Linked DNA regions of Homo sapiens: regions 1 and 2 are each linked to region 3. The links are chromatin contacts, found by Hi-C or POLR2A ChIA-PET in ENCODE. All regions are on one chromosome and are shown on one strand. Each heading gives the region's core, a stretch centred on a gene start or an enhancer-like site at or near the end of the contact. The rest is flanking DNA. Distances are from core to core; before and after follow the strand shown. Region 1 holds the start of PPA2 (inorganic pyrophosphatase 2). Region 2 holds the start of CAMK2D (calcium/calmodulin dependent protein kinase II delta). Region 3 holds the start of ELOVL6 (ELOVL fatty acid elongase 6).

Region 1 (4,132 bases), core at 1-2,500, 4.7 Mb after region 3:
TTATGGGAGCATTTGCCTTATAGTTATGCCTATTCAAGTTGACACATTACAAAGGTACCACTGTTGACAAAAACATTTTAGGATCTATAATCTTAGTAGAGTGTCTCTAAGTAGCTAGTCACAATATCTCCTAGGAATCCTTTCTGGAACTTGGGTAGACCAGTATCTCAATTTTAATGATCACACGATAATTGGAGATGCTGAAAGAACCTGGGTGCCCAGTAGGAAAGTAGCCTAGATGATGATAGTCCCAAAGAAGATGGACTAGAAAAAAATAAAATGACACGTGGCAGACTACTGGTTGTTCTACAATATCCATTCTCCTGGATACTGGCCCAAACCATCCTCCTATCTCAGCCTCCCAAGTAGCTGGAACTACAGGCGTGTGTGCCACCCCGCCTGGCCGATGCGCGGTGGCTCACGCCTGTAATCCCAGGACTTTGGGAGGCCAACGCAGGCGGATCAATGGAGGTCGGGAGTTCGAGACCAGTCTGACCAACATGGGGAAACTGTCTCTACTAAAAATACAAAAATTAGCTAGGCGTCGTGACGCATGCCTGTAATCCCAGTTACTCAGGAGGCTAAGGCAGGAGAATAGCTTGAACCCAGGAGGCGGAGGTTGCAGTGAGCCGAGATTGTACCATTGCATTCCAGCCCAGGCAACAGTGTGAGACTCCGTCTCAAAAACAAAACAACAACAAAAAATAATAAAATAAAAGAAAGAATAAATAATCTCTACTGGGTTAGGAAATGGCCTTATGGAGAAGATGGCATTTGAGTAAGCTACTTAGGGTTTTTTGCTCTGTAAGTCGGTGTCAACGTCCCGTTTTCACGTGGTGGCCTGATCATTTTGTCTTATAGTGATGTCTTTGCGTGCATGTGCGCTCATCTCCTATATTGGACAGGGTCTAGAGCAGTTCCTGGCACAGAGTAATCACTCAATATTACATCACTATACTAAAAAATCATGATAGTAATTCTTGACGGGATAAATGAAGGCATGAATAAATGTATGAATTAACGAGTGGCAGTGAGCTCTTCAGGGGTGGTGGGTCTTGTCTCACTCGTCTTTGAGCTGCGGCCTCGCTGAGGGCATAGTGCGCACAACTGGCTGGTGTTCCAGATTCCACTGGCAGGGACCAGGATCGCAGCCCGAGCGCCGGGGCGGGAGGGATGACTCCGGACGGTAGGGGGCACCGGCGTGCGGCCCGGCCGAGCCCCCAGGTAGCTCCGCGCGCACAGCAGGACCGTCATTGACGCCATGAGCGCGCTGCTGCGGCTGCTGCGCACGGGTGCCCCAGCCGCTGCGTGCCTGCGGTTGGGGACCAGTGCAGGGACCGGGTCGCGCCGTGCTATGGCCCTGTACCACACTGAGGAGCGCGGCCAGCCCTGCTCGCAGAATTACCGCCTCTTCTTTAGTAAGTAGCTCCCGGAGGTTCGCCGAGCGGCGCACCGGAGAAACCTGGGTGGGGGATGGAATGGGGGACACTTGGGACGCCCCGCGCGGTCTCCCTTCTCTCTTTTTGGGGCCCTCAGCGGTAGCCGCGCGGTCCAGGCCACCTTACTTCCCGCGGGAGCGCGCACCGAGTCACGAGAACTGCCAGCGAGGAGGCGGCGGATCAAGACCCCAAAGCGGAGAGCAGAGGCGCAGGGCTGCCGGCTGGGGGGTAGATAGCGCCCTGTGCCCTGCCAGCCGCCCTCCCCGAGGGGTAGGCAGAGTGCAAGCGGCCACCCCGCGGCGGCCTGCAGCCATTAGCCGGCCCGGCCGCCGTTCCCGGTTCACACAACTCAGTGAGGAAGGGAAGGCAGAGCCCGCCCACACGCCGGCCTTCCTAGAGGCGTAAGAAACCTCCTACTGCGGGAGCTCCCTGACGTCGGAGAGGCAGGCGGAACTTTGCGGATGCCTAATCCAGCGCGTCTTCTTTTTTTGGAGGGACTCTGATGAAGGTTCTTTCCCCAGAAGCTTGACTTGGTACGCACAAGTTTACACCCTGAGTGTGATCCACCATCCAAAGCCTCGTTGGTTCCGGAGCAGCCCCTTTTCCTCCCCAAGCTGAACAAGCCCAGAAGGCTAAGCGACTTCGGGGGGGTCCCTGAGTTGCCGAGCTCAGAGAAAGGACCCAGGTCTTCGTGACTCATTGTTCCGTGTACCCCATTGTTTCACTGTGTACGTTAACCGTAACAGAAAATAGCGATGTCGGTCGCTTGCCTTCACTCCCCACTGACTGCAGAGCCTTGGAGTGGTAGTATCAAAGTGGGCCTTGCATTATCGCTCCCCTTTTCGGAGCACTGGCTCTGGAGGCTTTCAGTTCTAAGCAGGCCCTCGAGTTCTTCACGTCTTAACTCTGTGACCCCGGACGAGTTTAAGTTGCTAAGCCTTGTTTTTTCTCATCCGTAAAATAGGGCTGCAAGTATTACATGACATTATATATGTAAACTGATTAGTCACAGGGCCTAAAATATAAATTACTATTGTTAATACCGATAATCATTATAGATATTTGTAATTTATGAGAGATTTGCAGTTATGCTACATGAGTTTAGGGTCGAGGATTATTTTGTGGGAAAGAAGAGTTTGCCTAAAGTCGTGTGATTATAATGCAACTAGTACTAGAATTTCTATTTTCTTCAAAATTGGTTGCAGTTTTCACCCTATGCCACATATTTTCTTCTATCTTTGGTTAAGACTGATCAGGTGAACAGGAAGTCTCAAATTTCTGAATGGATTATGTTCTAAAAGGTTACCATGTGATGATTAATGGGAATAGTCAGAAAAAATTATGAAGTGGCAGTTCGCTTTTTAAGCAGATTGAAAAAAGGCCTGTCTACTGCAAGTATTCTAGATTTGCAATAAGTACGGTAATTAATAGATACCCAAATAATAAATATTTATGAAGTGTGCTAGACACTGTTAGGCATAGTACAGAGATTCACAATATTACTATAATTATGGAAAAAGTAAATACACTGGTTGAGCAAAAACAGGCTTGAGAAGCCAGGAGCGCACAGAGTAGTTGACCCAGTACCGGATTTGGAATGGGGAGTCCTAGGCCATAATCTTGGCTCTGCCGTTAACTCGCTGTGTGCTGTTGGGTGGGTGGTTACTTCAGTTCTTTCTCACAGAGCCAGTTTCTTCAGCTGTAAAATGAAGCTTTTGACCTTGAAACGATGATCCTCAAGGTCCTTCTCAGCACTGGTATTCCCTGAAGGCATTGGATGAATAACGGAGATTCTAACAGTCTCTGTTAAGACAGGATGTCGAATGGGGGCATTTTTGGGAGTATGTTGGCCTCTTATTGTTGGTTTGTTTCTTTAGCTGCAAATGTACTTAGGACTCATGATTTTTCTGTAACTAGAGTGCCACAAATAAAATACGTTTTTCATTCAGTTGGATAAACAGGGCAGGAAAGAAGAAAACCCGATTTTACTAAGGTAAATGGGCAAAAACTGGAAGAAAGGGGAGTGTGGTTTTGGAGAGGGTCCCGATGGTAAGATCCTGATTGGAAGGTGTGTTGGTTAAACAATTTCTGAACTAACCGCCAGATGGCATCACTGGCCAGGACTGTTTACTACCTGCTAGAAGGGGTAGGGCAAAGTGAAACGAAGCCACTCTAGGGCGAATGGGGTAAGGGGAAAGCAACGAATAAATTGCCCTTTATAAAGATGATCACAGATTGGATATTTATTACTCAGTGTGTCTGTATGCAGTACTAGGGTGGACTAATGTCTCACTTCAAAAAAAATATGAGTGTAGTATACTTGGCCTAAAATTGTTACTCAGTGTTACTAAAGTGTAATCATTTTCCACATCTCCAAATATATTCCAAGTCTCTGAAATACTAGTGCATTGGGAGGTAGAACATTTTCGAGCTTCATGTCTGTAAATGGTTTCTCTTTACTGTCATTCAGTAAAATCAGAATAAATGATTGATGTAATACTTAAAAAAAAATTGGTGTTAAACTTTGTAGAAAGAGTGAGACAGGATGATTAGGGGAAAGGGTATCCTGATGGGAATCATCAGGCCTCCTTGGTGCCAGCCCTGACCCTGTTAGTATCTTGCTGTCACTTCACCTCCCTGCATCTCATTTTTTAAAACCATGGAATGAGGAGATTGGACCAGATGATCATTTT
Region 2 (4,296 bases), core at 681-3,180, 3.6 Mb before region 3:
CATTCTTAGATTCAGGGAAAAATATTAAATTATTTCATTATCACCTTGGAGCCACATTGCTAAATAGTTCAGATATTACAAATCTTTAGCCAAGACCAAATTGTGTTTTTTTTTTCAATTTATAGCCCAATTATTAATATTTAGAGACCATGTTTCTTTTATGCAGTTCTTGGTATCATCTTTTTCTATAGCACTACATTTTACACAGTTATTTCTTGCCTTTTACGGCTGGGAATCAAAACACATACGAACTTCAATTTTGTTGTAATAAACGTTAAAATTTGTGAACATTTTTAGTACTTCAGTAAAAAGCTCACTCATTGGCAGAAGCGTTCCCCAGATCAGGAAAAAAGGAATTAGGATTATCTATGACCACAAAGTAACATTAATTAATAGCAGTCTTTGGGAGCAAGCAGCAGCGCCTTTAAATCTTAGATTCTCTTGTGTCTGCAAATTATCTTTTATCTTTCAGCTGTGAAATTTTGTCTATGAAGTAATACCACGAGCAAATTAGCAATAGGATTGCAAGGTTTTTATAGTCCCGTGCTGTAGAACAATTGGCAGTAATTTGAAAAAGACCGTCCATAACGCTGTTTTTGGTCTGCGGCTAAATTTGCAATTGCATAGTTTCATTAAGGAGAACTGGAAAGAGGGCCCAGAAGTTGTTCTAGCAATCGGCAGCAGTTTATCTATTTTAAATCGTAATGCATACTTTTTTTTTCCTCCTACTGAAAACAATGGCAGATATGCTAAAGGGAAGGACACATTCTTGAACTGCTAAATGGTTTTTCCAGATAGCCATTTACGGAGTGCACTCAATTGCCACTATCTGGCTGAAAGCAAAAGCACACACGACGGCCCCTTTTCTTTTTTCCCTTTGCAAAGCGAAACAGTCTAGACGTGTTCACGTGATGTGAATGACGTCAGCCCCCGCCGGGTCGCGTGACCGACACCCAGCCTTCCTACTACCTCCCCCTGACCGCCAGAGTGGGAAATATCGCGAGAATTCGCCTTACTATCAGAACTTACTGAGGTTGCAGGGGAGTTACTCAGAAGGGAAGGGAAGGTGTGGTTGTGCGGCGGAGTTTTTGCTTTCATTCTTTTAACGTTCACAGCCAAAGCAAAGGCCTTTGGGGATTGCCAGAGTCTCAGCCACCATCCTGGAAAACAGCGGGGGAGGTGGGCCTGGAGGTGGCAAGTGTAATGTGGCTCAGGGGCCGTCATTGCCCCTTGCAGAAGGGGCTGCGGGGGAGGGAGAAAACCTGCGCCCGGTTCTGGGGAGCTGGCGACGCAGTGAACCCTGCTGAGGCTGGGTTTTGCCCCGACAGTCGCTGGTGGCTGTGGGAAGGGTTGGGACCCTTCTCTGAGAGCAGTGAACAGCCCACATCCGGCCCCTGCTGTGTCAACTCTGAGCGGCGTGGAGATGAAGTGGTTGCTCTCCCTTGCTCGGCCCACCGGGTGTCGTGGCCCGGGAACCGGCCTGGAGAAGTCCCTGCTGCCCGGCGCCCAAAACAGGGGCGTGGGCTTCCGCGACCCAGGGCGGCTGCCCCGGGCCATCCTCGAGTTGCCCTGCATCTTCCCGCTCAGTCAGCCCCAGATTGAGGCAGCCTTCTCTGTGCGGGTTTAAATGGGTAACTGTGACTTCTCGCCTCATTCACCCAAACCTCCAGTCTTCTCCCCCGCACATCCTCCTCCACCCACCTGGTTTCTCCCTAGACTGGTGTGCTCGTGTGTGCAACCAAAGGAGGGAGTGCGAGAGATCCACGAAGGGACAGGCTTGGAGTCGCTAGAGGGAGGTGTGGGACCAGCGAGGAGGGGGCTTCGCCAGGGAGGGGGTGCTGGCAGGCGGAGGGAGCGGCGGGAGGAGGCGCCGGAGGAGGAGACGGAGGCCTGGGGACGGCAGAAGAGGCTTCGCCTGAGCCGAGCGCTCTTTCTCTCGCCGCGCCGTCTTGAAGCCGCGCGGGCTCGTGAGCAGCGCGAGGCCGCCAAGGTGCCTCGCTTCGCCGGAGCCGCTGCCGCCCGCCGGAGGGAAGCCGGCCTCGGGCGCGCACGCTCGTCGGAGCCCCGGCGCGCCCCGCGCCTGAGCCTGCTGACAGCGGCCGCTGGGCTCAGGCTGTCCGCTCTGGGCTCCGCGGCCTCGGCCCCGCTGCACTCCACCTCCGCCCCCTCGGACTCCCTCCCCTCTGCTTCTACTCCTCCTGCTCCAGTGCGGATCGTTTCGCAACTGCTTGCCACTCGTCCCGTGCCTGGCTGTTTTTCCATTTCCCGGCCCCCTCTTCTTGAGTACTTTACCCCCTGCATTTGGGGACAGGGACTGGAAAAGGGGCGGGTGGAGCGTCCAGTGGAGAAGAAGGAAGCGAGGCCCGCAGGAGGAGGAGGATCGGCGGACTGTGGGGAGGAGACCCCACGCCACCCTTTCTGGTCATCTCCCCTCCCGCCCCGCCCCTGCGCACACTCCCTCGCGGGCGAGCTACTTTCGGACCAGGAAAGTAAGAGCGGCCCTGGGTGACAGCGCCGCGGGGCCAGTCCCGGGGTTAGCCGCGCGTCTGCTCGCTTCTGGTCCGTCGCGCTCCCAGCCAGGGCACAGCCCGGACCGAGGATGGCTTCGACCACAACCTGCACCAGGTTCACGGACGAGTATCAGCTTTTCGAGGAGCTTGGAAAGTAAGCACCTTTGCCCGGCATCCGCATATCCCCTTTCCAGCTGAGGGCGGGTCGCGTTGCCCCCGACCCACCGGCCTCCGTCTTGGGGCGAGGGAGTTTGGGAGAGGAATGGGAGGAGGGCCCCTGGTTTGTCAGCTCTGGGGAAGGTGCTGTCTTAATAAAGGGAGGGAGCACAGAAGGGGTAGGACCCTTACTCCAACTGTGGCTCATTTTGATGGTCCCTAGCCCACCTTCTCCCGGTCCCCCACCCTCCTGCACTGAGAGACTTAGTGAATTTACGATCTCTGCAGTTGTAGCTATCATCCTGAGAAGTGTGCGCGCGCGCCTGTGTGTAATGTGTGTTTGGAGAGGAAATTAGAACCCATGTAAAATGCAACATAGATCATGTTTTCTGTAAATAGAGATGCCTCCTGGTTAGCCGGCGTGTCGGCCGTATGACCCAGGTACTGATGAGAACTCACAGCCTCAGACGGTGCCATATTTATTGATGCCGAAAGTTCAACTTGGCATAGAGTCTATTTCGCATCCAGTAGTTGTTCTGTCCAGGAAAAGGGCCACCCAACAGAACCCAACCCCTTGCCCTATATCCAGTGTTGTTCTTTGCACCAGATTACCGCTCACCATCATTCTTCCTAGGATTTACGTGTGCATCTTTGCGTTCTCTGGGAGGATTTATTTATACAGGCAACGGAAAAGCCCTCTGGAGACTGAGAGCGCTCTTAAGCGTAGCCTAGCATTGTGTAAAACCACCTCCTTCACCCGACTGGCAGAACTACTTGGAGATGTTAGGGAAGGAGGCAGGAGACCTACTGAGGACTTATGCAAAGGGACCTAGGGGCCAAGCCGTGAATGCTGATTTTTGTAGCATGGAACCCAAACCCAATTCCTCTTTCACTAGTTTCGACTGTTACTTTTATGAAAGGAGTGCGTTTATATGTATGTTGTTGGTTTATACTGTAATTAAAGGAAAGGTAAATATTTTTAAAAGTAATAAAAATTACATATGTATATATTGTCTGGTGTTAAAACATGGAGAATATGTCGGAAGAGCAGCTTAATTCAAATCTCTCCCCTCCCCCAGTCCAAAACAAGGCATAGAGAAATCACCATACCAGGATTTGTTAAACCACACTAATGTGCTCAAGATTTATATTTTAATGAAAATAATCGTCATGTTTACTTACTTGGAACCACATTAATTTTTTGTTTCCTACCAAAATAAGTAGGCAGCAGATTTTTTTGCTGCTCCTCGTCTGCTCTGTTCTGTGCAGGGTTTTTCTCAGAGCATTTGGTGCTGTGAGTGTGAACTGTAAAATGTTTTCAAATTTCTTGTGCAAACAAGAGCGGTCATAATTGGCAGTTCCTTTCATTTTGTTGATTAATAATGTGTGCTCCCAGTTAAATAAAATTTACTTTTATTCTTCAACATTAAAGAAAGTCTGGGTTTCCAGGAAGAATTGTTCATTTACTGGATATTACTGTACTTCACTGGCAATCCACTAAAATCAATAAAAATGCTCAGATTTTATAAATTTTTAATGAAATATTATATCTGTTATATTAATGACCTGCTAATTATTGGTTTCCAGGGGGGCATTCTCAGTGGTGAGAAGATGTATGAAAATTCCTACT
Region 3 (4,081 bases), core at 1,207-3,706:
CGTGGAAAACATAACAAGTCCCCATCTCTAAAAAATAAATGAAATTATCATATAGGCTGCCAAATTGCTTTCCATACAGAGTCACCAGTTTTCAAAGTCACTGACAGTGCTTGTTTGTTTTTGAGATAAGGTCTCACTCTGTCACCCAAGCCGGACTGCAGTGGTGTGATCATGGCTCACTGCAGCCTTGACCTCCCAGGCTCAAGCTATCCTCCCATCTCAGCCTCCAGAGTAACTGGGATTACAGGCATGTACCACCACACCTGGCTAATTTTTAATTTTTTGTAGAGATGGAGCCTCACTATGTTGCCCAGTCTGGTCTCTAGCAATTGTCTTGCCTCAGCCACCCAAAGTGGATTTTCTGTCTTGATTCCTTTCTCACTTCTTACCTTAATTTATTTGATGAATCATTCACTTTACAAATATTTATTGATTATTCACAGGCTCAGGCACCGTGCTAAAATGGTTCTTTCTTATCTGGCCACACCTATCTTCCAGCCCAATCTTGCCAAGAGTTTTGGCCTGGGCCTTACTTCAAAGTGACGTAGACTTGTACTGTAGAGGTCTCTAGAAAGACAACCCTTGGCTGGGCATGGTGGCTCATGCCTGTAATCCCAGAACTTTGGGAGGCTGAGACAGGTGGATCACAGCCAGCCTGGCCAACATGGTGAAACCCCATCTCTACTAAAAACACAAAAATTAGGCGGGCGTGGTGGTGCTTGCCTATAATCCCAGCTACTGGGGAGGCTGAGGCAAGAGAACCATTTGAACCTGGGAGGCGGAGGTTGCAGTGAGCCGAGTTTGCACCACTGCACTCCAGCCTGGGCAACAGGGCGAGACTCCTCCATCTCAAAAAAAAAAAGAAAAAGAAAAAAGAAAGACAACCCTTAATGGGGGAGATGAGGACAGTCCCTACACAGAATCTTTGGCAGTGTCAATGTATACATTAATTTGCTAATCAACTAGGCTAGCCCTTTAATCTATATATTGTACTGGATTTTAAAAATTATTTCTTTACTTTCTCATTAGACCTTCCTCTTTTTTTTTTTTGTTTGTTTGTTTGGAGACAGAGTCTCCCTCTGTCGCCCAGGCTGGAGTGCAGTGGCAGAATTTTGGCTCACTGCAACCTCTACCTCACGGGTTCAAGCGATTCTCCTGCCTCAGCCTCCTGAGTAGCTGAGGTTACAGGTGCCCGCCACCACGCCTGCCTGATTTTTATATTTTTAGTAGAGACGGAGTTTCACCATGTTGGCCAGGCTGTTTTGAACTCCTGACCTCAGGTGATCCGCCCACCTCGGCCTCCCAAAGTGCTGGGATTACTTCTGTGAGCCACCACCGCGGCCGGTCCCTTCCTCCTTTAAAAATTTTTCTCCCAGTTCCCACTTTTTGTGGGTTAGAGGCATCTAAATTGAATGAAAGTACCCTTTTTGGACTACTGGGGAGGTGGGGGGATGTTCTCAGAAGGGGAATTTTCTTTCTGGTCCTAATATCCACCTAATTTTTAAAAGCAGGGCTCCTTATTATTTTGTAAAGTTTACAATTACATCATTAGATACTTCCATGTCTCATATTTCATTTTTCCAAACTCTTGGGGGAAATGAGTGGAGGGATGGATGGAATAGAAAATAGTTTTTCCTCTTGGAGGCTGAGGGCCCAGTAGGGGTCAACAGTACATTCAGCCCTCTCCTCACATATTCTGTTCTACCTACAAGTACAGCAAGTAAAGCCAAATTTCTCATGCATGCAAATAAAGTTTTTGCATTTGGCCAGTCGGTCCAGTTCTCCTGTCAGCTTCCTTCCCCACTCTGCCTCTGTTCATTAATCCCCCCCTTCCCGGTACCTAAACCCTCCACCTAACCCAGCCCTTTCTTCCACTTCCGGCTACTAGCCTCTCTCGCCTATCCACTATCCTCACACTCAGCATCCCCTGTCTGTACGAGATTAAGGAGCTCTGCCGTCCGCAGGGCCTGGGTTAGCGTGAATCTAAGCCAGAGCTCCCGGGTGGGGGTGGGGGTAGGGGTGGGGGTGGTCCCAGAGGTAGGGCGAGGAGGTGGGAAGCGTATTCCCTTCACTGGTGATCTCAACGTAGATTTGCCCGGAGTTCTCTTGCAAGAGAGCTGGCAGGTTTTACTATTTCCCAATCGTTTACTCGCCAAGCTCTCGGGTCCACGCGCCGCGGGGATGCGCCCTGCAAGCTGAAACTTCATTCAAAGCAAGGCGGCCCACGAGGTTGGGCTTAGGGGATCTGGATGACCTCCAGGCCACTTCCTTTCTCTCTGCGCCCTTCCCCCACTCTTCCAACCACCTTCGCTGTAAACAAAACTGTCCCCCCCGGGCGGAGAGAGGTCGCGCTCTTTCGCACACTCCCTCGCCAAGGGTTAATTTCTCAAATCGCACGAGGGGGAGGAGATTTCCCTGTAGACGAGTAAAAAGGGTGATGGACAAACGTGCGGGCACTAAGACCGCAAGGCATTCATTTCCTCCTACGGTGGATGCGGACGCCGGGAGGAGGAGAGCCCCAGAGAGAGGAGCTGGGAGCGGAGGCGCAGGCAATGCTCAGCCCTGGATGTAGCTGAGAGGCTGGGAGAAGAGACGACCGCTGGAGACCGAGCGGCGTGGGGAAGACCTAGGGGGGTGGGTGGGGGAAGCAGACAGGAGAACACTCGAAATCAAGCGCTTTACAGATTATTTTATTTTGTATAGAGAACACGTAGCGACTCCGAAGATCAGCCCCAATGAACATGTCAGTGTTGACTTTACAAGAATATGAATTCGAAAAGCAGTTCAACGAGAATGAAGCCATCCAATGGATGCAGGAAAACTGGTACGTGATGCTTTCGCCTGATACTGTTCCCGGGAGCCCTGCGCGTCTTCCCGGAGTGCCTTAATGTCGGTATTCCCTGCCTGGGCGTGAATGGAGCGATGAATCGCGGGCAGCCAGCTGATCGCTGAGTTCTCGGGTCTCCCGGGTGCAGGAGACGCTGGGGGGGGGGGGGTACATGAAGCGCGAGGTCTGTGGGTGCCCCTGTGTGAACCGCGGCTACATAGGCATCTTTTATATAGATTATATAACACAGAACATATGTGTGTGCACAGGGTGATGTCTGCGCGACAGGGAAGGCGGGAGAGATGCCACAGTCCAGATCGCCTACCTGTGCTCCCCTCCCCTCCCCCGGTTTTCATCTAGATTTGGGTTTTCTCGCTTGGCCTCTCCCGCAACCGGAGTGTGAAAGGCAGTGGAGGGAGGACCTTGTCTCCTGTTGCCTTTAACCCTCTCCCGCCCGCCGCCCTTGGCCCTGGTCCTCGCTGTCTCTCCATCCCTCGTGTCCTTCCTTTCTCCTTGCAGCGCTCCTACTTCACCGTCCTCCTCTGTCTGCCGCTCCTCAGGCGGATGCCCCCTTTTTAGTACCCCTTTCCCCACGCGGTTCCCTTTCCGGTTTCATAGAGAGACCGGGTGGGAGGGAGGAGGGGACAATGAAAACAGTAATAAATGAATGAACCCGAGCGAGTGGAGCCACGCCATTATTAAGTTTCTGTTTTACGGAAACGCCTTTTGGACACACTTCTAATTCTGTGCGTAGCTGCTGATTGGAGTTCAGGCACACAGATTAAAAGCCCCTCCGTCTGCAGAGTCCTTAGGGGCTCTTCCCTAGGAAACTAATAATCAGGGAAAACACCTTTCTTGTTTACTGTAGTCCCCCCGCCAGACCTTTTGAAAATCCCTGTGTGGGAGGCGATCCAGTGTCACCTTGCAATATTTAACAGAGGAGGGTGTGCTCATCTCGCTTCTTGTAGACAGGGTTGTGGCAGAGGCATTCCTCTCCTCCCCTTAACTTCGGGTCTGGCGATCTGTAAAGTTCAAGCCCAACGCACCCCGGAGCTAGGCAAGGGGCCGGCAGCCCGGGGGATGGCTTGACCGGGGAGGGTCGGGCCGCAGGGTCTCCCGGGAGCCGGGGGATTCCGCCCGCCGCGTGCGCGAGCGCGCGTGCCCCGCGCCCTCCCGCCTGCCCTCTTCAACTGGAAACCAGAAACGCCGGCGCGCCTGTGGCCTGGGCGGGTTGGTGCAGTAGGAGCTGGTGCC

What was found. Hi-C counts contacts between places; a loop is a spot of excess contacts on that map. ChIA-PET counts read pairs that join two places held with the same protein, here RNA polymerase II (POLR2A). Pooled maps may share reads with other maps.
Region 1: a loop to region 3 is called in a map of naive thymus-derived CD4-positive, alpha-beta T cell, with 7 times the contacts of the local background. The contact joins the promoter of PPA2 here to the promoter of ELOVL6 in region 3. A Hi-C loop is called at or near these places in 1 of 168 maps with a recorded cell type or tissue (naive thymus-derived CD4-positive, alpha-beta T cell) and 6 of 50 pooled maps. POLR2A ChIA-PET finds 5 or more read pairs at or near these places in 1 of 52 experiments (K562).
Region 2: a map of naive thymus-derived CD4-positive, alpha-beta T cell shows a loop between it and region 3 (22-fold over the local background). The contact joins the promoter of CAMK2D here to the promoter of ELOVL6 in region 3. A Hi-C loop is called at or near these places in 1 of 168 maps with a recorded cell type or tissue (naive thymus-derived CD4-positive, alpha-beta T cell), 1 of 37 single-sample maps with no recorded cell type and 8 of 50 pooled maps.

Annotation. Positions count from the first base shown.
Region 1 is chr4:105,471,180-105,475,311 of GRCh38, reverse strand. PPA2 (inorganic pyrophosphatase 2) reads left to right here and starts at 1,250. Exons shown (of 12, transcript NM_176869.3): 1 at 1,250-1,418. The coding sequence starts at 1,262. RefSeq lists a silencer at 1,060-1,269 and enhancers at 1,490-1,609, 1,900-2,069.
Region 2 is chr4:113,759,372-113,763,667 of GRCh38, reverse strand. It overlaps CAMK2D (calcium/calmodulin dependent protein kinase II delta), which reads left to right and starts at 1,930. Exons shown (of 21, transcript NM_001321571.2): 1 at 1,930-2,664; 2 at 4,254-4,296. The coding sequence starts at 2,600. RefSeq lists enhancers at 663-1,201, 1,202-1,740 and a silencer at 1,734-2,143.
Region 3 is chr4:110,196,990-110,201,070 of GRCh38, reverse strand. It overlaps ELOVL6 (ELOVL fatty acid elongase 6), which reads left to right and starts at 2,456. Exons shown (of 4, transcript NM_024090.3): 1 at 2,456-2,824. The coding sequence starts at 2,736. RefSeq lists an enhancer at 2,083-2,875 and a silencer at 3,790-4,081.